Linked DNA regions of Mus musculus: region 1 is linked to region 2. A link is a loop called in an ENCODE intact Hi-C map of the cell type or tissue named here. Cell type or tissue: heart. All regions are shown on one strand. Each heading gives the region's core, and the rest is flanking DNA. Links, peaks and the distances in the headings are about the cores only. Region 1 overlaps Snap47 (synaptosomal-associated protein, 47). Region 2 has its middle 23 kb from the start of Gm15755.

Region 1 (12,544 bases), core at 1,873-9,872, 59 kb after region 2:
TGGACTAGACTGAGAACCTGTTTCAAGAAAAACAAAAACAAACAAACAAACAAAAAAACAACCCACAAGACCCTCTCCCCAAATAATCAAGCCCATGCAGGAGTCCCCAGTAGCCCGTGGCAAAGGGGCTGGTGGAAGCAGCTCTGAGCAGTAAGCTGAGAATGCTCACTGAAAACACAGGATCAAGCAAAGGGCAACAGCAGGACAGTGTGGGCCACTTCTAAAGCAGGCACCTTGTCACATTCTGAATAGCCTGGGTCAGGAAACTGGGAGAGTGGCACCATGCTCCTGCTTCAGGTCAGAGTGGAGAGGTCCACAGTGAGCATCTGAGCTGGACTGGGCTGCACCCATGACTGCAGTCAGTCACCAAGCATGTGGAGAGAAAAGGCTGCTGCCAGGGCAAGGCCAGAAGGATGCTGGTCTTGGCCAACAACTTACTAGATTAAGAGATGTCTGGGAGTGTTGAGACATCCCTGTGTGTTTGTGGGGGTGCTTCCAGAGGGACAGTGGTTAGGGAAAGAGCTGCCCTGACTGTGGACCCAAATGGGAGGCGGAAGGAGGCAGTGCATGCTGAGTGTGCAGGCCTCTCTCTGACTGAGAATGCATGGCTGCCACCATCCTCTGCTAACACCAGCCTCCACTAGCTTTGATCTTTTAATGCAGAACCAATACCAGTGATTCCAGGAGCTTCCACGCCTTCAGCACTGGGGCTGCTGAGGGCTCCAGACTCTTGGACTGGGCAGCTATAATGGTCTCTGTTTCTCCAGTGTGCACATGGCTGTTATAGACCCGGCTCCTCTGATGTAAGTCATCGAATAAACATTCTTTTATTACGCACACACAGAGGCTACTGGTTACAGAACTCTAACTGATGATCAGGAAAAGGTGGCAGGGGCTACAGCAGCATTTGAAGGGGGAATTGATGTTTCTGGCAAGTGGATGGCAGAGCCAGACCAGAATGACTGACATTTTTCTCTACTGTTTGGCAAAAATGGTGAAAAGATGACAATATGATGTGACAACATGATGCCACAATGGCAGCTCAACGCCGGGGTCTCAGTGTGGACAGGAAGGATGGCTACGCTACGGTGGCGATTCTTGCCTGAACAGGACATGGCCCTCATGCTTAGGGCCCCGGGAAACATACATGCTCATGCATATTGTGGCCTCTCCTGGCCCATCCTAGGAAGGTGTAGTTCCCAGGTAGGGCCTCATAGTTTCACAGTACCCAGAATGGCTTCCCGGGTCTCAGGGGAAAGGAAAAGGGCTAATAGCAATAGAATCAGCAGAGCCATGCCAGGGGTGGCTGTTTACAGCTTGCCCCACTACATCAGCTTTCTCATACGCCGGTTTTGCTTGTCCACATTCAGGGTTGCCCGGTCCACAGCTACGGTGATGCCATCCAGAGCCGCATCCTGGCGTTCCAGCTCTGCCTCAGTGTCCAGTGCGAGTCCCTTCATTTTGCTCAGGATCTGGGGAAAGCAGAAATGACAAGCACACACTGTTTCCATTCGTATCTCAATAGCAACAGTCTGACCTAACTAACTAACCAAAGGGATACAGTTTCCTGAGTCAGGAGGACACAACATACAGAGTTGCTGCCTGAGCTTGGCCTTAGCACTAGGCTTGACCCTAGTCAAGCCAGGATGCAGCTGCCCCCAGCAGAAAGCATACATAACCATGCCCTGGAAGGTGCTGAGTGAAACCCATGTGGACCTGGCCAGGAATACACCCATGAACTGTGGGATTCTGTGTGAGGGGAGCCCTGGCCAGGCACATGGATCTCGCCTCACTCTGCCACCCAGTTGTAAGACTAACAAGACTGAAAAGAACAGAGTCCTTTCTCCTCCACACACACAGAAGGCATCGTTCCCAGACACAATAGTCTTTGCCACAGAGCAAATCTCTGCTGCCAAGCAGATATCTCAGAGTTCCATGAGCTGAAAAATACTAGCTGCCTAATGACACTGCATCACAGTGCCACAGCCTCACATGTTCTGTGCAGTGGCACTGGCATGAACAAACCTAGTGTGTGGCCACTTATACAAACCACAGTGCAGATACTCACATGTACGTCTGGGCTAACAGAGTCTCTAGGCTGCATGGTTCACACTGTTAGACAAATATTGGGGTGAACCTTGTATGCAGCACAGTAGGGCGCTTGCCATGCTGCAACAGCTGTGTGCACCTGTGTTCACGACTCTCAGATCAGCAGGGAACCAAGCACTCAGGCCTGTGGAAGTCACTGAGATGTTACATTGTGATATTGAAGTTGCCTCACAAGGAGCCCTCCTCATCATGGAGTGACAAGTGCCGGTAATTTAATAGGCTACACACCACAGAGTCACTTCAACAAGGCTAGCCTCACTTACCTAGGGTCCGAGGTGCAGAGAGCACTGAGGGCCAGGTAACAAGTATGTGTGTGCATGGAGCCACTGCAGGCCAGCCCAACTCCCCTTAGCCTCCCTTCCACTCAGATCCGTGATGCGTGTCAGGCAGTTTTATTTTATTGCAGTTCCAAGTTCTTCGGGCTGTGGTTGCTCTAACTGTGTTCTCATGGAGCTGGGCTAAGCAGCTCATGCTTTCAAGCTGACAGCAAAAAAGAAAACAGCGACCGCGGCTTGTGATGACTGCCCGCACCTTTCAGGAAGAACCTCACTTCACAGTGGGGCCAAGGAAGAGGACATCTTGGTCATGATCACTGTCTCCCCACAGCAACATATGGCAGGGATGGGTTGAGTGGAGACTTCTGAGGTCCCCAAGGCCTGTCTAGTGACTGCATTATATCCTAAAACCTTCCCTGACCCTTACCTGATGTCACACATACAAGTGTCCCATGAGGGCCCAGGCAGAACTACCACACATCTAAGGTGGCCCAACTGCTCTATCTGCACCCAGCTGGCGCCATGGTGACACACTAAGTGCTCAGTTCTAATTCACAAAGGTACCCTTGCTCATCGGGTGGCATTTCCACTAGCTTAGAGACCTGGTCAAGAACTCTGCATCTGACTAACAACAGACAACACAAGCAGGAAATGCCAGGACGTAGGGCCTAAGCTCTTTCCCAATAGCTAGAGACACAAGATAAACTGCAAACTGCAAAGGCCTGTGCTAGGGCCACCAAACGAGTTTCCTCTTCAGACAGCCCGTGTCTCCCCATGAACACTGCCATCACGAGACAGTTTATGATGGCTGCCTGCAGTTCTAGATCTGTTCCCCAGGAGCCGGTTGGAACTCTGGAAAGCACACAGTGGGGACAGTGAGCACTGGGATGGGTGATGACATCATACAGTAGTCTTTTCCATCTCCTAGACTTGCTGACACCAGACAGCAGACTGAAACAAGGAAACAAATCCCTAACACCCAGCCCCACCCTTCTCTCCTGCCCGCCTGCCCACTGTGGTGGGAAGGTTATCTTGTCTGTGTCGCCCACTTGCCTATCAGTTATGTCATCTGACAAGCCTCCTAGCCTCCCACAGTCAGGTCACACATGAGCCCTGGCTATGCCTCTCTACAGTCTCTGGGCCTGTGCACACATGGGTCCCATAAGAGCGCATGCCTTTCCAGGAGGCATGAACACTGATGTGCCGGTACTGCAGTTCTCAGCCAGCATCCTTGTCCCTAAGGTACATGTGTCTGTCTGAAACAGAAATACCTTTAGACCATGACCACTTTGAAGGCTGGGGGACAAGTCCTGCCAGAACTTGGGCACCAGTTTCCAGCTGTGCTATGTGTGGATCCTGTAGCCCCTCGGGCACTGGCTCACTTGATTGATACAACCGTTTATCTTGTCTGTGTTTAAGAAGAACCATGCTTATAAGAAAGAAGAGAATTAAAGAAGAAAATAAAAGCTGTCTGTGACTCAAACTACCATTCCTCAGGTTAGCCTGACAAGCTAGCATTCTTACCCCCAAGTCCCAAATCTGAGACTTTCTGAGCTGATGAAACACTGCTGCTGAACACAACCCGTGAGCCCACAGGACAGGCCACATCAAAACTCCAATCAGACATGGAGGGGCACATATACAATCCCAGGACCTGGAAGGTAGAGGCAAGAAGACCAGGAGTTCAAGGTCAGTCTCAGAGACATACAGAGTTTGAGTCTGGCCTGGATTACACAAAACAACACAAACAAAAACTTAACAAAACCAAACTCTCCAGAATGCAGGTCCACGCTAAGTGTCCTCTGAGACCATCTTCAGGTGCATGTCAGAGGTACTCAGCAGACAAGTGGAGTCCATGCTTATTTAGCCTGGGTGCTGGCCGGAGGCGCTATCACTTGTCGGAAAGATTTAAAAATCCTAAACAAGCCCAAACCAGCACAGTCCTGAATGCTTCAGAAAAGGGACGCTCAGCCCATGTGGGCTGGATTTCATTACTACATCCACATGCTTGTGTGAGAACTCAAAATACGCGATGAAAGGACACTCCCAGTTTTGTTTCCTGTTGTGTACTTTTTCCTCTTTTGGATAAACAAAAGCTTGAAATATAGACTCCCCCACCCCCAATGCCACTCCCAGAACTTCATTTTAGAAACTGTTCACCTGTTACCTCAAACTCTTTTTTAGAATAAGGTCCAGAAGAGCTGAGCACTGGCCATGAGCTCTGGGGCTCCCTAGATTCAGTCTGAGCCAGTTACAAGAGACATAACCACTAGCCTAGTGTTCATTGCCATGGGCAGATGACTCAGTCACAGCACCAGGGCACTGTGAGAAATCGCATGTCCCTGAAAACAGAGCAAGGACCTCATCTGGGCCTGGAGGAAGCACAGTCACAAACTGGATGCTGGGCTGCAGGACCCACACCAGCCCTCAGAGCCTGGAGTGGCCACCAAGCTGCAGGACAGGAAGAAACCAAGAGGTTTTAAACAGCCACCCACACACTGAGGAGTGAGACGTGAATATATCCAAAATATATTTCAAAAAGTAAACAAATGAGAGTCAGGATTAGTTAAGTATAATATACCCAATACAGAAGTCCTAATCTGTCAGTGTGAAAAGCAGGCTTAACAAACATCTCAGCCAGGACAAACATGAATACTAGCCATATGAAACAGGACCAAGAGGCCACAGACCTTGAGTGCACTCTATGATAATCCTGTGAGACTGCATTTCCTCTGTCATCTTCCTGAAAAGCTCAATCAATTGGCTCTTCCTTGTGCACAGTGAAAGTGTAGCCAAAGGAAGACTATGTATGGGCTGAGGATACAGCAAAGTTGAAGCTCAGACCCCAGAATTATAGAAATAGGGTGTGGTGATGTCTGCCTGTTATCTCAGCACTTGGTAAGTAGAAGATAGAAGACCAGAAATTCAAGGTCATCTTGGCTAAACTACATAAGACCTTCTCAAAACAAAACAAAACAACCCTCCCAAAACAACAAAAGCAAAACCAAATCAAAAGAGCAAGACACTGTATTCTGTGACCTTTGCCTAATATCACACATAAATAATCCATGGCACAAACAACTGATTGCCTATCCAAGTTTTAACATTATATTATACAAATACTCAAATAAAGGCTGGTTGCTATTCAACCTTTGATTTGGAAAAAGTCTCACCATTTTAAAAGTCTTAAAAATAGAACTGATTCCAAATAGCCTGCTAAGACCCCTTGGCCTGTCTGCCAAAGTGCACTTGGAATTAATTAATACTGAGAAGCCATACTGAAAAGACATCCAACAGCTACTAGGCCTGCAGACAAAGAAAATCACTGAGCTAACCTTCCAAGCACTAATACCTCTAGAATACTGGTAGCCTTTTCTCTTTAAGAGAGGGATTGAAGTAATTAAATAGCACCATGTACATTCCATATAACAGGGGACGGAAAGAATGGAGCTCGTGAAGTCTGGCCAAACCTTAGAAACAGTTGTTCCCTCTGTGGCTCAGGATGACAAGCTGTCTAGTCATCAGCACATATTGCTGCCAGCCTCTGACATACCCTGGGGGCCCCTTGATGAGCCCTGACTGGCTGTGCGTCAAAGACCAGACCCGAGTGGACATTCCCACAAGTCCTTGACACTCAACAAACAACACGGTAACCAGGCAGCCTCACCTGCGTGGATGCTCAGCCCCTGCTAGACAGGCAGGACACAACCATGTGCAAGCCTGTGTCTGGGAAAGTTTGGGAAACTGAGGGTTCTTCTCCCAGAGAAGCTATGGCTACAATACAACAGTCGGCAGCTGTTGTGTCGGGGTCACATCAGCTCCTCTTAGTGTCTGTGGTAGGAGAGGGGAACTCCAGGTGGCTCAGGCAGGAACCAGGCAGAAGTGGAGAAACTTGTAAGTTCAGGAAGGAGGGCCCGCACAGCTGTGTCCTCAGGGCAGCACAAACACAACTTTGCAGAGGGCCATTCGCAGGGAATCCTTAGGAAGGGCTTTCTAGCCTTGCTGGCCCCAACAGTCCCAAGGGTCAAGGCTTCTCTGGACCAGAGCTCACAGCTCGGTGGTGATGTGATGAGTGGTCTCTCAGCACCAGGCTGCCTGGACTCAGACAAGCACCACCAACACAGTCCCGGCTGGCGCGGTCACACCAGGTAACCAGAGGAGCAAACACAGAGAGATGTCAGCCCCCTCGGCATCTCTACATTGTCCACAGCACAATATCTACATACAGCACAGTATGTAACCAGCACTGATTGAGGTGGTGCAGATGCACTGACCACGTGGACATGTCTCCACATATACTCTCAAGGGGTCTCAGCGCCTCGTGGTGTACAGCTGTGCTGTCAAGACAGCCTAGCTCAGGACACACTCTGTGTGCCCACACAGGTTTCTACCTTCATATAGGATCTGAGCAGTGACGCTCTGCTCCTCCCTGTCCTATGACTCTGTGAACCCGAGCACCCACAGTCTGCATGAGCGAGGCTGTCTGCTCTCAGCTGTACTTACACTGACTCACCCAGTAACTGTGAATTTTCCTACAGTGAGAAATTAGCAACCATTTAAGAACAGAGCTGGGATAAATCAAGCTGTCTGCAACTGTGAACTGTTCTTCCAGTTGAGCCATTAACATGTTGTGGAGAAGGTAAAGAAGGGAAAGTTGGCTTTCACAGCGGTGAAGCCCTAGGGGCTGCAGGAGCATGCTCTGCTGCAACCCATCACACACAGAGCTCACAGACCACCCGGTCTCACGGCCCAGCAGCTGCATTCCTAGGGGCTGCTGGTGGTCTGGGGCTGGCAGGGAGGGTGGATGTGAGGCTCATGGTCCCTGCATTCTATGGCGTGCATGGGCTTGCTTGTGCCACTCCTGAGGCAACTTAGAGACAGCAGAGTGGCTATGCTCAGGTCTTCAGGGATCTATGGGCCTAGAACTACATCTGGCAGGTAGCCATCAGTGACAAATAGCTGCTCTCACTTGAGGCCCAGCAGTGGTACTTGACTACACAGGTCGAAAGCTGACCCAGGCCACTGTTACACAGCTCAATCATAGGTGACCTCAAAGAGAGTCAAACGTGTGCATAAAGACTACACAAGTCGGGGGACATAAGGAAGATGTGCTGAGGCATGGCTCCCCAGAATCTTAGCTGACATGTGAGCGCCTCACGCTGCTTCACAAAGCACTATCTGTTCTTATCCAAGCCTTCGGTACAGCCCTGCTGCATGACAGGGACAGTAACATCATAATACTAACACAACTGGTTACATGGTGAGGATGTAGCATGTGCCACCTTCACGCTGCACACAGTGAACTATAATCCACTCCTCAACCTGAGGACACGGGGAAGAGTAAGTGTAGCCTCACTGCCCCTTTTAACACCGAGAGTGCGGATAACCGGGAGGGTCCTACAGCTCCTCCTTGGGTTGTACTGATTTGCTCATAGTTCACAGACTTAGGAAACAATTATGTTGACTGGTTCACCATGAGGGTAATTACCAAAGATAATTACCAGAAATGGAAGAGTTCAGGTGTGGCTACAGGGCGGGGCTTCCATTGTCTCCATGCACACTCGCCCCAGGAGCCTCCAATTGTTCAGCCCTTGTCTGGAAGGGGTGCGGGGTGATTAAACCAACGGGCATCAGTGATGCACTCAACCCCGAGGCAGTCTTCTGAGGTAAGGCTAAGGGTACTCACATTCCAATTTTGCCCTGGTTCTTCAGCAGCCAGCCCCACCCTGAAGCTACTCTAGAGGCTGTGGCTACTGGCCAGCAGAGGAACATGGGAAAATACTTCACTTTTGGATTCCCAGGATTTTAGGAGTGAAGTAGAATACCCCATGCTTCAGTGACTTTCTCCAGCATACATCATATGCCAGGGAATGAATCTCATTAAATGTACAGTGACTGAAATAATAAGTTTCTTCTCTGACCACAGTGGTATCCATTAACATTCATAGGTATCTACAAATTAAACAGCATGCTCTGCAACAACCAATGAAAGGGAATTAGTAAATTCTTAGAGACAAATGAAAATGAAAACACAACACAGGAAACAGACTGAATCCCTATGGGACAGATCCCAGAGTGCAGGGGCTCTGTGAGGAATCAAAGACTCAACATCAGTGACACAACCAAAAAGACCTTCCACTGACAAAGCAAGGGCATCAATGAAGCCCAGCATGCCCTCAGGAACAGAGGTGACAGAGCTCATGAGTGTCTACCAATAGGGCAACCACATCATGGAGGTCAAACAGTGAAGCAGGGGCTGCAGAGATGGCACAGTGGTTAAGAGCACTGGCTGCTCTTCCAGAGGACCTGGGTGCAATTCCCAGCACACAGGTTGCCTCACAACTGGCTGCAGCTCTGGTTTCAGGAATGGATGCCTTCTTCTGGCCTCTGAAGGAACAGGACCCGAACACAGTACCACAGACATATATGTGGGAGAATCACTCATACACAGAAAATAAAATAACTGGTGAAGCAGGAAAGGGAACACCCAAATGATTCCTGTGTGCAGAGGCTATCATCTGACTACAAAAACCTACAGCTCAGCTAAAAAGGTGACCAGGTCTGAGCCATGAACTCAACCAGCTGCAGGACAAAAGCCTGCAGCTTCCTGTAGCAGTAGCAAAGGACTGGAAAAGGAAGTCGAGACAATCACCCTGGTTATGACAGCATCCTAGAGAATGGAACAGTAGCATTCACGTAAAATATTTGCTTAATGAAGTTAGAAGCTGAAACAGAAAGATTCCCTAGGTGCTGGGTCAGAAGGCTTCAGGCTGTTCTGGCCATGGAACCTCCCAAAGTGACACAGAGACAGTATAGGCAGGGTCAAAATGCAAGCTGTAGTTTGTAAACCAAAACGGAACGGCTAACTTTCAGAACCTTATGTAAGGGACCTAGGACGCCAAAGTGACTCTCACAGAGTGGGAGCTGGGTGTGGTGGTAAACACATATGTGACCCCAGCACTTGGGGAGCTGGAGGCTCAGGAGTCCAAGGTCCATATTGGCTACATAATGAGTTTTTAGGGCAGCCTGGGCTACCTGTCTCAAAGACTAAAAAGTAACCGACAACAGAGGTATATCACACAGAGGTGGCTACAAAGTTACAGTAATTAAAACACTGATCAATAGACCAGAACAAAGCAGCAGAGAGAGAGAAACCCATACCTCCATGGCTAGTGGACATCTGACAGGGCTTCAAGATGATGCAAAGGGGAAAACAGTTCACCAGCAATGTGGAAGCCACCTCATTCTACACGCAAAAATGAACTCAAGATGAACCAACTACTTCAGATGGAAAAGGTAGAACTCTAACAAGAAAAGCAGGGCTAAGTCTTCAGGGACTTGTTTTTAGTGATGTGTTCTTTAAGCACCAAGCCAGCATATCACAAACAACAACAACAACCACCACCAAACAAAGCAGAAAAGTGCATAATAGATAAATTGGGGGCAGGAGGTGCACATCTTTAGTGCCAGCTCTTGGAAGGCAGAGGTAGATGGATCTCTGTAAGAGTTGAAGGCCAGCCCCGGTTATATAGTGAGACCCTGTCTCAAACACCAAGTGTCAGACGGGGGATAAATATTATAATTTAAATTTTTGTACCCTTGTTGTATTACAAAGAATTTAAAAGCTGGGTATAATGGTATAACTGGGAAGGAAAAACAGGAATACTGTCATGAGTTTGGAATAGACCTGGTAACAAAGAAAATTCTAGGCTAGCTTGGGTTACAGAATGAGCCCCAAAATAAATAAATAAAAGTAGAAAGATAGATAGATTAAAAAAATAATCAGAAGATCTAAGTAGCCTTAGTTCCTGGGTCCTGGGAGTATCTAGATCTTTGGGACTTCCCAAGTAACAGGAACATCTTTGTCTTTGTAACCAATGAGACCCGGGCCTACACTTGAGTTTATGGCAATGTAATGACTATCTGTGTGTGACTGGAGGGTGAGGGTAGTAGCCACACAATCCCACTGTGACCTCTCAGGGAATGGGGATTAGGTACTAGGTTCAGGTATAGGCTGGTCAATCAAGCATGACCTGCAATGTAACCCCAATAAAGACAGTGGAGGTCCTGGCTGCTGATACCAATGTGCTGGAGGGTAATAGGCCAAGTCCCTGGGAGTGGATGGGAAACTCTGAGACCCTCTCTGACCTAGCTCTATATTTGTGCCCTTTATGTTACAATGTCAGTTGTGGGCTGGAGAGACGATGGCTCAGTGGGTAAAGGCCTTGCTATGCTAGCATGACGACCTGAGACCAGATCCCCAGCACCTATGTCAAAGTTGGGCACTGAGGTATATAGCCATAACCCTAGAACTGTGGAACAAAGACAGATGGATTCCAGGCCTCGCTGGCTAGTGAGTCTAGACAAAATGGCAGGTTTCAGGTTGGGTGAAAGACTTTATTCTAAAAGGTAAGATGGAGAAGAGATTGAGGAAAGATATACCTGGCCTCCACGTGCATCAGGTGTTCAAAAAATTTTGAATTTGAGGATTAGATATGCCCGACTTATGCCTGATGTGCAATGGCTTAGCTCAGTGTCAAAGTGGACTAGAATTAAAGCTCTAAATAAAAACATTCCCCAGAGACCTTCAATGAAGGCAGGAACTGTGACAGTTCCACAGGAAAGTTCCAGTAAGTGTGAGGACACTTGGGCACCAAGAAGTCAAAACCCTGCAGTCGCCAAAGCCGCTCAGCGCCTTCTCTCATGACAAATTAGTCAAGAGATAGACCCTGAACTCAGCCTGGCAGGGAGGTCCTCCTGGGCTCTTCCCTTAGAGGCTGAGCAGCCTGGTTGTATAGACTGATGGGGGACTGTGTATGGCCCTTGCCTGTGGAGCTGAGACCTGCAGCATATGTGAGGGGACAACATGGCACATGGCACTGTGCTGAGCAGACCTGGGGTCTCAATGAGCAGACAGTGTGGGTGTGGATGCCCCTGACCTTAAATTCTGCTTCAGCCTCAGGGATACTTGAGATATATTCCTCTCCTGCAGGTGAGGTTCATGCAAAATGGCTGACTGATGTTTCCCAGCAGGGAGAAGGTACAGTTTGAGGTAGGATTAAACCTGGGTACCAGGGAAACCAAGCCAAAGCGATGGGCACTGAAGATGATAAACCATGTTCCACATTTGCTCAAAAGGAATAAAAAGACAGAGACGGAAGACATGGATTTAATATTTTTTCATTATATTCTGTTTTTTTGTACATACACATATGCATGTAGTGCTCAGAGGGCAGTTTGGTTTTCTATCATTATTATTATTTTATTATCATTATTATTTGCTATGTTTTTGTTTTAAGATGGGGGTCTCAATGTATAGCCCTGGCTGGCCTGGAACTCGATATTTAGATCAAATTGTCCTCAATTTTTTAATAGAGATTCTTCTGCCTCTGCCTGATTTCTGGGGATTAAAAACACGTAGCACCATGCCTGGCCTAGAGCAACCTGTGAGACTTAGTTTTCTCCTTCTACCATGTAGGCCAGGCTTGGTGGCAAGTGCCTTACCCACTGAGCCATTTCACTGGTGCACAAATGTCTTGAAATAGGTTATATAATCAGTAGAGAACCACAAAATTATTTCCAGAAAGCTACAGTTAATGATCTGGCCAGGTACAGGTCTATGTGGTAGGAGCTGGGGTAGAGGGAGCACGTGGGAGATTCCGAAGAAGATATAAAACAGCAAGCATAAGGCCAACATGCTCTGCAGACCTCAGCCGCCCAGTGTGAGGAGCTGCAGCGTATGACACCTTACACACAGGAGTCTCCTTTCTCTGCTACAGCTCATTGTTAGGGCTAGCTCTCTTCCTGCCCACAACCCACCCGGTCTGATCATCTTCATCTCTATGGTAGAATCCCAGGATAAGGCAAGGTGGGATGAAGAACCTCCCCACTCAGATCAGGACACAGCCACAGGGACAGAAGAAACCCTATACAGACCCTGGGTTGTGTGCCTTGCGTTGGGACAGCAATCTCCACTTCCTGCTTTATCATGTCCACCCTTTGCTACCCACAGTATGTGCCTCTGCAGATCCCGTGAACCAAGTGAAGCCACAGTTCTGAGGAGGAGCAGACACTCTGCTAGTTGTCAGTTGAGGGGCTGTGCCAAATCTACCAGGGGATTGGTTTCCTTCTGGCCTCCTGGGCTTTTTCTCCCCCAGCCA
Region 2 (12,544 bases), core at 2,340-10,339:
CGAGGTCCTGCAGCCCAAGGGACCATTCTGGACCAGCCAGGCTCCTGGGAGATTTGGACTCATTCCAATGTACTGAGATGTGGAAGAGACAGGATACTTCAACCGTGCCAGGACCTAGGGCAGCTCTATGGCTGACTTATCTTCTAGAATGTGGAATGCCTGGAAGCCAGAGAGGAACTAGGGAGAGGCCTTGAAGCCAGGAAAGACACTCACATTATCCACCCCTCTCACCGAGGGCTGGGTTGCAGACCAAGGCTTGCCCAGATCTCTTAAAGGTTTACCTTCCATGAGTTTGTTATAGCAGTATGGATGCTAAGAGGACATGTAGATCACAGAACATGAAGGATAGGACAGTGAGAGGATGCTGGGGGTCACCTCAGAGTCTGAGGGACAGGACATTAGAGGGACATGTGAGGCCACAGAACAGGAGATACGGGGTACTAAGAAGACCTGTTGTGATAAAATCCATGACCAAGACAGTTTATAGAGAGGATTTATTTTGGCTTATGGTTCCAGAGGGATACGAATCCGTCATGGAGGGGTAGAGCACTCACATCTTGAATCATAAGCAGGAAGCAGAGAAAGAGAACTGGAAATTGCATGGAATCTTTAAGTTCCCAAGCCTCCCTTCAGTGACACACCTCCTCCAATAAGGCTGCACCCCCTAGACCTCCCCCAACAGCGCCACCAACTGGAGACCAAATGTTCAAGCAGCTGAGACTATGTGGGACTTCTCACTCAAACCACTGCAAGAGACAGGACATTACAGTCATGGTGTTGGGGTGAGGCTGGAGAGATGGTTCAAAGGTTAAGAGCATTGATTGCTCTTCCAGAGGTCCTAATTCAATTCCCAGCATCCACCTGGTGGCTCACAACCATCTGTAATGGGATCCGATGCCCTCTTCTGGTGTGTCTGAAGACAGTGACAGTGTGTGTACTCACATAAATAAATAAATCTTTAAAAAGTGTCACTGAGGATGGGACACCAGAGGACATACGGGGCTGCCTCAGAGCATGAGGGACAGGATGCTGTAGAAGGACAGGAACAGGATACAGAGGCTGGGCTGAGTTTCTGGTGAGTGTGGAGAGTGGCCATTCTGCATCAGGTGGCCCTGGGCAGTCCATTGTGCTGGCCTGCTGATTAATCTTTGGCAGAACTGGCAGGTTAACAGCAGACTGCTCCTCAAGCTCCAGCCCTGGATCTCAGTCTTTCTGGACTTTCAGGAGGGCCTGCCTGTGCAGTAAGAGAAGGGCATGTGGTCATGGAGGCTATGCCCTGAACGGGGCCACGGCCACGTTCTCTCTCACAGGTTCTCTGTGATTTGGTACCTCTTGCCGCCTACCTGAAGGCTATCTCCTGGGAGTGCTCCTGGCAAGCAGCACAGATGTGACCTCCCCTCTGCCCCACAGTATCAAATTCCTGGCCAGAGATGAAGGCAGCTTTGCAACAACAGGACTGCTTATGAAGCATCCTCCCCCGCACCACTCTCAGCCCAGATGAGAACATCTGGGGACCAGCAGGGAGGGGTTGTGGGGCAACAGAGACTGGAGAGAGGCATAAAGACAGAGATTGGAAGTGGGGACAGAAAGGGAGGTGGAGACACAAAGAATCAGGGAAGGAGATAGGAAAATCCAGATAGAGGAGGAGGAGGGAGACAGAGACAGGGACAGAGACAGAGAGGGTAGGAGATGGCCGAGAAACACTGACTGGGAGGTTGACAGGGAGTTACAGAGTCTACACATAGAGACAGGGTGAAGAAGGGGACAGGGACAGAGGGTTGTGATGGTTCACACCTGCTGTCACAGCACTGGAGAGGCTGAGGGAGAAAGATGGTCATGAGGTGCAGGACTGCCTGGGCTACCCCCATGTGACCTTACCTCAAAATAACAATAATAGAGAGACAGAGGAAGACAGAGGTAGAGACAGACACAACAACAGAGTAACAGACTTCATCACCCTAGAGCATCTCCTTTGACAGCACTTGCTGGAAGGACCTCTGGACACTCACCCCCAGATGCCTCTCCATCCTGGGACCTCACAGTGCTGCCTGCTTTGTGCCTGCTTTGTGTGCCCATCTCACTAGACCCAGGGGTCTTTTAAAAGTGTATTTATTTATATTGTGTGTGTGTGTGTGTGTGTGTGTGTGTGTGCGTGTGTGTGTGTGTTTGCTCTCTTGAGTTTATGTATACCACATGTACATAAAAGGAGGCCAGAAGAAGAGTTTGGCTCGTCTGAAACTGTTACAAGTGTCTATGGGCTGCCCTGTGAGTCCTAGGTTACCACTAAGCTCCAACTCAGGAGTCTTGCACAGGATCAAATGACGATTCAGTAAAAAGAAGATGGGTGTCAAGAGGACAGAGAAAGGAAACTGAGACCCAGGAGGCAGCTGGCCATAGCTATATCAGACCCAGAGGCCTAAAGGGACCAGGTATTAAAAATCCACTCGCTGTGTCTACCTTCTTCCTCGTCTCTGCCCCTAGCTTACTTTGGCGGGCACCCTAGGTGCCCACCTGGGTGGGCCTCCTGGGTGATAAGGGGAGGCAGCCAGAGACCAGTCCCTGGCCCAGGAGACTCTCAGAAGGGCCTGATGTAGGCAGTACTGAGGAAGAGGGCCCTGAACAGAATGCTAGCAGCCATCTCAGCCACTACTCAGTGGTTGCCCTCTGTTCTGTGCTCCTGAGTTGGGTACCACAGGGCATGAGACTGACCGCATCCATGCTCTCTCCACAAGCTAGAGGCCCAGCCAGGGCTAGCGCCTCCTGGGAAAGAGGAGCGGAACCTAGGAAAGGTTAGACCAGGAGCTCAGGTCAACTGCTGCTTCCCTTCCCAGGGAGGGGTATGGGGCTCAGATACCAAATGGACCAGGTGCCCAAGGAGATCAAAGCCCATCCCAGGCTCAGAGGCCTCCTGGAAGGGAAGGATGGGGTGGGGTGCAATCATCGGGCCTTCTTGAATCCTGCTTCCATCTGGCTACATTCCCTCAGGACCCAGCATGCCGTCCATAGCTCAACACTGCCTGTTGGTAAGACTGGTTTGGGACATTCCCAAGGGCAATCCCTGAGCTGGAAGTGAAGGCTTTCTCTGTCTTTTCTGTAGTAGGATTAATCCCAAGCCTGGACAAGGGCTGGGACTCTCCAATCAGAGGGGGACATTGTCAGGTAGACTACAGGTCCTATTGTCACAGTGGCTCTGAAGACCAACCCCACTCCAGGATGTCACCCCTGCCTTCTGAGCTCTTAAAAACGTATACTAGGGGTGGGTGGGTAAGGGGGACTTTTGGTATAGCATTGGAAATGTAAATGAGCTAAATACCTAATAAAAAATGGAAAAAAAAAAAAAAAAAACGTATACTAGGGGACTAGCCTTAGCAGCCCTTTCCTCAGTAGGACTGAAGCACGCAGTAGGACCAAAGCACTTGTATGTCCCTAGCTTCTCCACTCTTCCCAACGGGACTCAGGCACAGGATAACCTGGCCAGCTTCCTGCAGGATACTCCCATAGGTCTTATGGAACTTGCCTGGGACCAGGCCTGGCTCCAGTAACCGCCAGGATCCCCCTGGGACTCTGGGATGAGGTTTTTATCCCCTTGTCCTATTTGATATCTAAGCCCCATACCCCTCCCTGGGAAGGGAGGTTCCCATTTACCTTTGATACTCTAGGACCAGAGGCAGAGCTGGGGCTGTGTCCATGAGCCTGGGCTGGGGCTGTGACACAGCAAGGCAGAGGACAGGGCCTGAAGTCAGCCTGAGGAGACTGCAACTGTGAGAGTCTAGAGTGTGCCCAGCATGTAGAAAGTGGCCTTTTGGGAACCATTAGCTATTATGGTCTCTGCTAGTCCTAAATGTAACAGTCTGTCAACCATGGAAAGCTGGAGGAAGAGAGAAATCTTGAGCCCCTCCTGCAGGCATCTGCTGCCTGCCTTGGCAACCCTTTCTCCCCCTCCTGGCAAATTCCTGGAATTCCTTCTCAATCTCCTCACTCCCCTTCTCCCAGCATCAGTTGGGCTATGGCCTCCAGGTTGGATCCAGGCTTCTCAGTGTGGCCTAGCCCTCAGAACTCCACCAGGCCTATGATATCCCAGCCACGCTCCTAAGATCCCAGCCACGCTCCTGAGATCCCAGCCATACTCCTGATATCCCAAGCGCCACTCCTGAGATCTCAGCCCCACTCCTGAGATCCATCCCAGCCACGCTCCTGAGATCCCAACCACGCTCCTGAGATCCCAACCACACTCCCGAGATGCCAGCCATGCTCTAGGGTCACGATAGAAAAGGAGTTGATGGAAGACTGATTTGGAAAGCAAGCTGAAAACCCACTAGGCTGGCCAAACTTCCCAGTGTCTGATCCTGAGCACTGGGGTTCCTAAGAACCTGCACTGGGTTCAAGAGTGGATGGAGAGAGAGACACAGACACAGGAGATACAGAGCCACAGACACAGAGATAAGGAAGACAGAAATACAGAGACAGAAAAAGATAAAAAGACAGAGAAACAAGGACAGAAGACAAAAATATATAAAAATACATCTATACATATGAATATACATATACATCATATAAATCACATGCATATATCATATACATGTATACCTACATATACATCATATACAGCATATGCATATATCATATACATGTACACATACATATACATCATATACATATACACATATAAAAAGGAAGCTAGGAAGAGAGACATAGGGAGAGATGGAAGATACTGACTAAGAGAAGTCCACAGAAACAGATGCAGGGAGACAGACAATGAGAGAGGGAGAAACAGAGAAGAGACATTAGAGAGGACAGACAGCCAGAGAAAGACAAATATGGACAGACCTGGAGACGGGCTGAAATAAAAGGAAAGAGAGAGAGAGAGAGAGAGAGAGAGAGAGAGAGAGAGAGAGAGAGAATAGAGTTTGGGAGAGATGTGACGAGAAGGAGACAAAGACAGAGCTGGAGACAGGTGCATCAGGAAGTTGAAAGCCAGTGTGAGTGGAGCCTGTGCCTACTGTGGGGCCAGGAAGTATTGAGGCCCCACCCAGCCCACTAGCTTTGGAGGCTGTGAGGTACTCTGGAAGAGCCGTTGTGATGGCAGATTCCATATGACCACTAACCCATCTTGTCATGCCCTGCTGGACCCACTGGATTCATGGTGACAACCATGTGGACCTTACCCAACTGTTTCCCATACCCAGATAACGTGTGACCCCCTCAGCTGTCTGGAAGCCTGACAGGGTCAGGGTGGCCCAAGAGTAGGATGTAGGTGAAAGCAAGGACTGAAGTGGGGGTGGCTTTCTGAAGCTGGCTTAGTCTGAGCCTCAGTTTCTCCTCCTGCACTCCTGGGCAAAGGTGTACATTATTGAAGTACCACATGGAGTGGAGGCTTAGAGCTGTGTGTGGGCTTCCTAAAAAGGCCTGTCGAGACCCCTCTCCGAGAATTTTCCCCCACTCATCCCCTGGTCCTTTACCCACTGGTTGCATATCCAGCCTCAATGGCACCTCAGGCTCACTCTCAGGAGGCCACACTCTCTAGCCCCATCTTGGACTGTGGAATCTAGGCCAGGACTCCATTGCAGATGCCTTTGTGATATGTGAGGGTGGGGGATGGGAGCGGCAGGGTGTGGCAAGCAAAGACAGCCCAGAACCACTGCCAGCCCCCTGAGGAATTCTCATATCCTTCAGGGAACTCCACTCTGGTAAAGGCAAATTGTTTTTATTATTTTGTATTTGCATAAATTAATTATACAGAGTAATATATTTCATCATGACATGTTCACACATGCATATACAGCATTTTTGGTCATATTCATCCCCATGTATTGGCTAGTTTTATGTCAACTTGAATTGACATAAAACTTCTATGTCAAGCTAGAGTCATTGGAGAGGAGGGAGCTTCCGTTGAGAAAATGCTTCCACAAGATTCGGCTGCAGGCAAGATGTAGGGCATTTCTCTTAATTAGTGATTGATGTGGGAAGGCCAGACCATTGTGGCTCGTGGTTCTGGGTTTCATAAGAAAGGAGACTGAGCAAGCCATGGGGATCAAGCCCTCCCTGGTCTCTGCACCAGCTCTTGTCTCCAGGTTCCTGCCCTCTTTGAATTCCTGTCTTGACATCCTTCAGTGATAAATAGTGTTATGGAAGTGTAAGCTTAGTAAACACTTTCCTGGGCTGGAGAGATGGCTCAGCGGTTAAGAGCTCTGACTGCTCTTATGAAGGTCCTGAGTTCAAATCCCAGCAACTACATGGTGGCTCACAACCACCTATAATGAGATCTGATGCTCTCTTCTGGTGCTGTCTGAAGATAGCTACAGTGTACTTACATATAACAAATAAATCTATCTTTGGGCCGGAGCAATTGTGGCCGGAGTGAGAAGAAAAATAAAATAATAAAACAAAATAAACACTTTCCTCCCCAAACCTTCCCTCCCCCAGTTGCTCTAATCATGGTGTTTTATTCCAGCCATAGTCACCCTGACTAAGACACCCTCCCTTGTCCCCCTCCATTCCCACGGATCTCTTCACATCTTTTTGTAACCCACCTAATTTAGTTAGAGTTGCTTACATGATCATGGGCAAGGTATTATTTACAGAAGCATAGGTAACTTACCAGTAGCTGAAAAAAAAAATCTGTCCTTTTTGGTTTATATCTCATGAGCAACTCCCCCCACCCCCCACCTTCTGTGACAGTGCTAATGGGCCCAATCTTGTTCGAGTAATTACAGTTGCTGCAACTTCAAGCAGGCAACAGCCACATCATGCTCAGAAGACATCGCTCCATCGCTCCACCACTCCACTGCTCCACCTCTCCTCGGCACTCCACCCTTTCTCTGGCTCTTACACTCTTTCCATCTCCTCTTCCATGATGTTCCTTCCCTAAGCCTTGGAGTGAATGACAGAGCTGGATTACCGACCTCGCCACAGAAAATAATTTCAGGATGATACAATACAAAACAGAGTTGGTGTTTATTGAGAAGAAAGTTCAACGTGGATGTAAGCACAGAGGTTTAATAAAAAGAGAAGGCCACTCAGGAGACTGATAAAACATACTCAGGGGCATAGGGATGGCCTTCTCAAAGAGAATTTTAATTGTCTTCTCAGGAGCCATAGGTATCACTCTGGGTGGCATCTGAAGGCATATTTTAAGGGTTGCTAAGGAACCTAAGTGAGATCATAGGGTGGTTTCTATGCATTGAGTAGGATTGTAGCTGTCATGGTTAAACCCTACTAGGACATAAGCGTTGCTGGGGAAGTAAAGAGGCTTATATTGTAAACAAAATAAAAAGAACAAAAAAATGGTTTTGTCTTGGGGCTGGTGAGATGGCTCAGCAGGTAAGAGCACCTGACTGCTCTTTTGAAGGTCCTGAGTTCAAATCCCGGCAACCACATGGTGGCTAACAACCATCCTCAACGAGTTCTGACTCCCTCTTCTGGTGTGTCTGAAGACAGCTACAGTGTACTTACATATAATAAATAAATAAATCTTTTAAAAAAATGGTCTTGTCTTGTTTAAGGTTCTCCAAGGCTGGAGAGATGGCTAGGGGGTTAAGAGCACTGTCTGCTCTTCCAGAGGACCAGGGTTCAATTCCTAGCATCCACATAGCAAATCACAGTTGTCTGTAATTCCAGTTCCAGGGGATCTGAGGTACACACATACACGTAGGCAAAACATGCACATTGAAAATAATCACTAAATAACAAACAAACAAACAAACAAACAAACAAAATCAGTAATTTTTCAAGCTGGACATAGTGGTATACACCTTTAATCCCAGCACTGTGGAGGCAGACGCAGGTGACTCTCTGTGAGTTTCAGAACAGCCAGGGACACATAGTGAGACCCTGTCTTCAAACAAACAAATAAACAAACAAATAAAAGATTCCCCAGAAAATATGTGGGAGAAGTAAGGGTCACAGGGGCTAAAGAGATGGCTCAGCAGTTAGGAGCACCAGCTGCTTTCCCAGAGGTCCTGAGTTCAATTCCCAGCAACCACATGGTGGCTCACAACCCATATACTGTGATCTGATGCCCTCTTTTGGCATGCGGGTACACTTGCCAACAGAACATTCATACACCTAAAATTAATAAATAAATTTTAAAAAGAAAAGAAATGAGTGTGAGATCATACTTGAAGGTCCTATATGCGTAGGCCTTAGCATGGGCTCATTGCTATTTTAAAATAAAATACCTCTATATAAAAGGAATTCTATTTCTGTGCCATCAACCTTCATAGCAAATGATTGTGCTGGAATTCTTGATTCTTGGATGTTGAAAAAGCTTCAGCCAGGTTCCCTTTCCCTTCCCGCATCCCCTTAATTTTACTGTCTTTCTAGCCTGCCTCTGTGCTGCCCATGGGGGACACTGTGTGGGCAGCATCCCCAAATTTAGGAGCTGGCTGATGGCTCTGCTGCCCGCGAGAAGGCGCTTCCAGAATCTGCCTGAGCTGACCTGGTTCCTGCTTCCTGCTTCTCTTTGTGGGGTTTCTGAAGACTGGGGCTCAAGGCTGTTCCTTCTCTTTCTTGCTAGTCCAGGTCCAGCTGGCTGACTCTCTGAGCCTCAGGTAGGGAAGGGCTACAGGCCTCAGCAAATGATGTCCTGCCCTGGCTCTAAGATGAAAAAAAAAAAAAAAACAAAACAAAAAAAAAAAAACAAAGCTTGTTATGTAGCTCCTGCTGGATGGGGCAGTAGAAGTGTCTGGGTGGAGGGGAGTGCCTCCGGCCTCACTCTCATTGAGCTGTTATAAGGTCCTGCCTGTCTGGGAGGTCACCACACTGCAGAGCCTGGCGAGGAGGGACCCAGGCTGGCCTCTTCCCTGCCCCATCCATGTACCCTTAGCTCCATTCTGTGAGGACAACCCACCACACCCAGGAAAGCAGTACCTGTCTCCTTTTCTCCTGGCTGAGCTGGCAAGGCTGCTTCCACCAAAGTCCTCTGCCTGAGGCACAAAGTGACTGTCCCTTTCTATAGGTTCAGCCCTGGTAATGGGCCCAACATCATACTCCCTTTATGGCGTAGGAAACACATCCAGGAGAGGTCTCTGGAAGGGTCTAGCAGGGACATAAAAGGAGCTTGTAGCAAGTATTCAGAAGGTACAATCTCAGCCTGTTAGACAGGCACTTGACACACCCCACAGCAGGACAGAGGACCAGAGGAGACCAAGGCCTGTGCCTAGCCAGGAGTCCCCAGGTCCCACCTGGACTGAGGATAGAGATGTCCTTTTGTCCAGCAAAAGAGCCTGAGGTGCCTCTTTGTGTCCCCGCACACCAAGTCCCCAGTCATGGCAGACTCTACGTACTGCCCCCTATCTTCCTGGCTGCAGAGATCCATCCAGTCTCTATGGCTCTGGGGCTGTCAAGTGAGAAAGCCCCATCCCATCTATTATCCAACATTTCAAAGGGCAGTGCTTGGGGTGTTTGCATTTGTTTTTGTTGTAGTTATTTGAGACAGGGTCTTAATAGGTAGCCTTGGATAGCCTGGGACTTGCTATGTAGACCAAACCAGGCTGGCCTCAAACTCTTTTTGGGTTTTAGGGGCATTTTTAAAAAGATTTTATTTATTTATTATATGTATGTATGTGAGTACACTGTAGCTGTCTTCAGGCGCACCAGAAGAGGGCGTCAGATCTCATTATGGATGGTTGTGAACCACTGGGGTTGCTGGGATTTGAACTCAGGACCTTCGGAAGAGTAGCCAGTGCTCTTAACAGCTGAGCCATCTCTCCAGCCCCTCAAACTCTTAAAGTCATAGATTCTTGTTTTTGCCTCCCAGTGTTGGAACTACAGATGGTTTGCATCCTCAAGATGTCCAGTCAACAGAGGCCTTCTTCGTCTTATAAAAAACATCAGTTTCCTCATCTGTGGAAGGAAGAAATCCTGTTTCCCAACGTGAAGACAGAAGCAAGAACACACGCTGCTCGATGGAGCTGGGCGTAAGGGTGGATGTTAACCACACAGCAATGGAACAGTGGTGACACGTCCTCACTAGTCACATGAAGGGGACATCTGCACCTTCTCCATGACTACGCTCACCTTCCACACTGTAGCCTGGGGCTGTCGCTGGTCCTCCTTTGCACTCCTCTGTGACCTAACCCCTGGAGAGACTCCCTCCTGCAGCCTGCCCTGGGACAGGTAGCAAGCAGGTGCACCAGGAACAGGAACAGATATGCAGAGACTGCATCTGGCATCCCTCTTTTGGGACAGCTGACCCTCTGAGCTTCAGAGGCTCCCTCCACCCCATCCAGGAGTCTGCATCCCCACTGTGCTGCAGCATCCGACTGACTGGGCTTCCACAAGACTCGGACCCAGATGAGGTCCTCTCTGCTGCCCAGGCTCTATGCCTGCACCCGGTGAAGCGGCAACCACTGAAACGTGTGTTATTTCACCTGCTAGATTCCGGCATTCCAGGGCAGGGCTGGGGAAGGTCATAAAAACGTTGTGGTAACCTATATATTATTTTTATGCCGGTGCTTAACACAGCATGTTTGACACATGTGCAGGAGCCCATCATAAATCAAGCCTGGGGTCCACCCTTGTGTCCACGCAGGGGGTCGCCTGGCCTCTCACACGTGTATGGAGGCCCCAGCGGCTGTCCTCCTGGGAGCCAGGCTTCAGGCTGCTCTGAGGTCCAGCTGCTGGCTGCTGCCCCTTGCCTCCCACAAAGCTTCCCTGAGCCAGGGGAAGGGAGGGAGGCCAAACTGGGAAGGCTTGGGCCAGAAATGCTCAGGAAAAATGCATTTTGGAGTGAGCAGCCCTGGTGCGTGAGTGCGCTCCACGTGTGCATGTGTGACAGTACATATGTGTGTACAGGAATATGTTCATCTGTGCAGTTTGTCTGCATAAATGTGTTTGTATAGGAGTGAGCAGACTCTGTGTGTGTGCTTACATGTGTGTGGCCAAGTAAGCTTCTCTGTCTAAGTATCTGCACACGTGCTGTCTGTGTACGCTCATGGGTACACAAACAGACTTATGTGTGCACGTGTGCATGCTTGTGCATATAAGCATGAAGGTTTGCATATGTGTGCATGAGGTATGTGTAGGTATGTGTAGGTATGTGCCTGTATTCATTTGTGCGCATGTGTTTGCTTATGTATGTACAAGCAAACTTGGGTATGCAGATATGTGCTTATCTGTAAATGCATGAGAGGGTTATTTGTATGCATGGACGATGCTCATATGTGTGGTTGAGGAGGATTCTAGATGTACGTGTGTGCTTATGTACATGTATGCATATGCTAATATGCACAGGCAGATATATGCTTGTGTTCTTTCACATCTGTGTAAGTGAGTGTGCTCATGGATACACACTGCCTGTGGTACACTCTCCCTGCCTGGTGCCTGCTGGGCCAGGACTTTTCCTCCCTGCCTTACCTGTCCCCACCCTTTTGCTCTCCTGGGAGTGGAGGTCTTTCTCCCTAGTCAGACAAATAGGTGAGATCATCATTTAAAATTCCAGAAGTGTCTTAGTTACTTTCCTATTGCTGTGATGAGACACCATGATCTAAGCAACTTAGAAGGGGGGAAAAAAGCGTTTAACTGGAGGCTTTCTTACAGTTTCAGAGGGAGTCCATGGCCATCGTGGCCAGAAAGAAAGCAGCAAGCAGGCAGGCGTGGCACTGAAGCAGTAGCTGAGAGCTTACATCCAATCTATAACTTGGAGGCTCAGAGAGAGAAAGGGAGGGGGAGGGGAGGGGAAGGAGGAGGGAGATGGGGGGGAGACTGGGCCTGTGTGGGCTTTTGAAACCTAAGCTCCCACTCCCAGGGACACAACTCCTCCAACAATGCCACGCCTTCTAATCCCTCCTAAACAGTTCCACCAATCAGGAACCAAGCATTCAAATATGAATATGTGAAGGCCATTCTCATTCAAACCATCATAAGAAACATCTCCACTTTAGCCATGAACTGAGAAAGCAGACGGGCTGGGGCTCTCCTCACTGGTTCTCTGAGCCCCTCTGCACAAACAGCTGTCTCTACTGTTTAATGGGCTGGGTCACAGATAGGATGGAGGTTGAGGGACAGCAATGGCCTTCTCAGTTACCTTGTCTCTAGAAGGTACACATGGGTAGGTTGGTGGTCCCTGGGCTTGCAGCCTCCCCAGGACAGATCCTCTGGGCACAAGGGGCCCTTTATGAAGTGGGTCAGAGCTAAGTGCCTTTCCCGACTTCCCCTACCTAGAGAAACAATACAAGTGGCCTCTGAATCCTGCTTCTCTGACTTGAGGTCCCTATCAGAGCATATGTGGTGCCACAGGTAGGGTCACAGAGACTCCTGACATGGGTACAAGGCCAGGTCCTACGTCTCTCTGTGAGGGAAACAGTGACTTTGCGCCCCAGCTCAGGGACAAGTAGACAGTCAGAGTCTAATGGAGCCCCACGCATGAAACTCTAGGACTCAGGATCAGCAAGGCTACCATTCATTCTTTGTAGACACACATGTGCACATCTGCCTTCACAGGTCTGGGACAGCCCACTATGGGAAGACAGATCGTGTCCCCTCCAGGTCTGCTGAGAGTCATCGCTCACAGCCCCTTAAGAATATGTACTCTGAGGGCTCCCAA

What was found. A loop is a pair of places that touch in the nucleus more often than their neighbours do. Peaks named below come from ENCODE experiments on the same cell type or tissue, not always from the same donor. Only the 100,000 strongest peaks of a DNase experiment are listed, where the experiment ranks them.
Region 1: a loop joins it to region 2, with 1.8 times the contacts of the local background. A loop is called at or near these places in 1 of 42 quality-filtered maps.

Annotation. Positions count from the first base shown.
Region 1 is chr11:59,406,339-59,418,882 of GRCm38, forward strand. It overlaps Snap47 (synaptosomal-associated protein, 47), which reads right to left. Exons shown (of 5, transcript NM_144521.3): 5 at 803-1,472. The coding sequence ends at 1,326. Among named protein-coding and RNA genes, the nearest start is that of Prss38, 37 kb to the left of the region's middle. In heart, for the core only: no CTCF peak of the experiment used is centred there; no DNase peak of the experiment used is centred there; H3K27ac peaks cover 675 bases.
Region 2 is chr11:59,346,598-59,359,141 of GRCm38, forward strand. No RefSeq gene overlaps it. Among named protein-coding and RNA genes, the nearest start is that of Gm15755, 23 kb to the right of the region's middle. In heart, for the core only: no CTCF peak of the experiment used is centred there; no DNase peak of the experiment used is centred there; H3K4me3 peaks cover 252 bases; H3K27ac peaks cover 1,030 bases.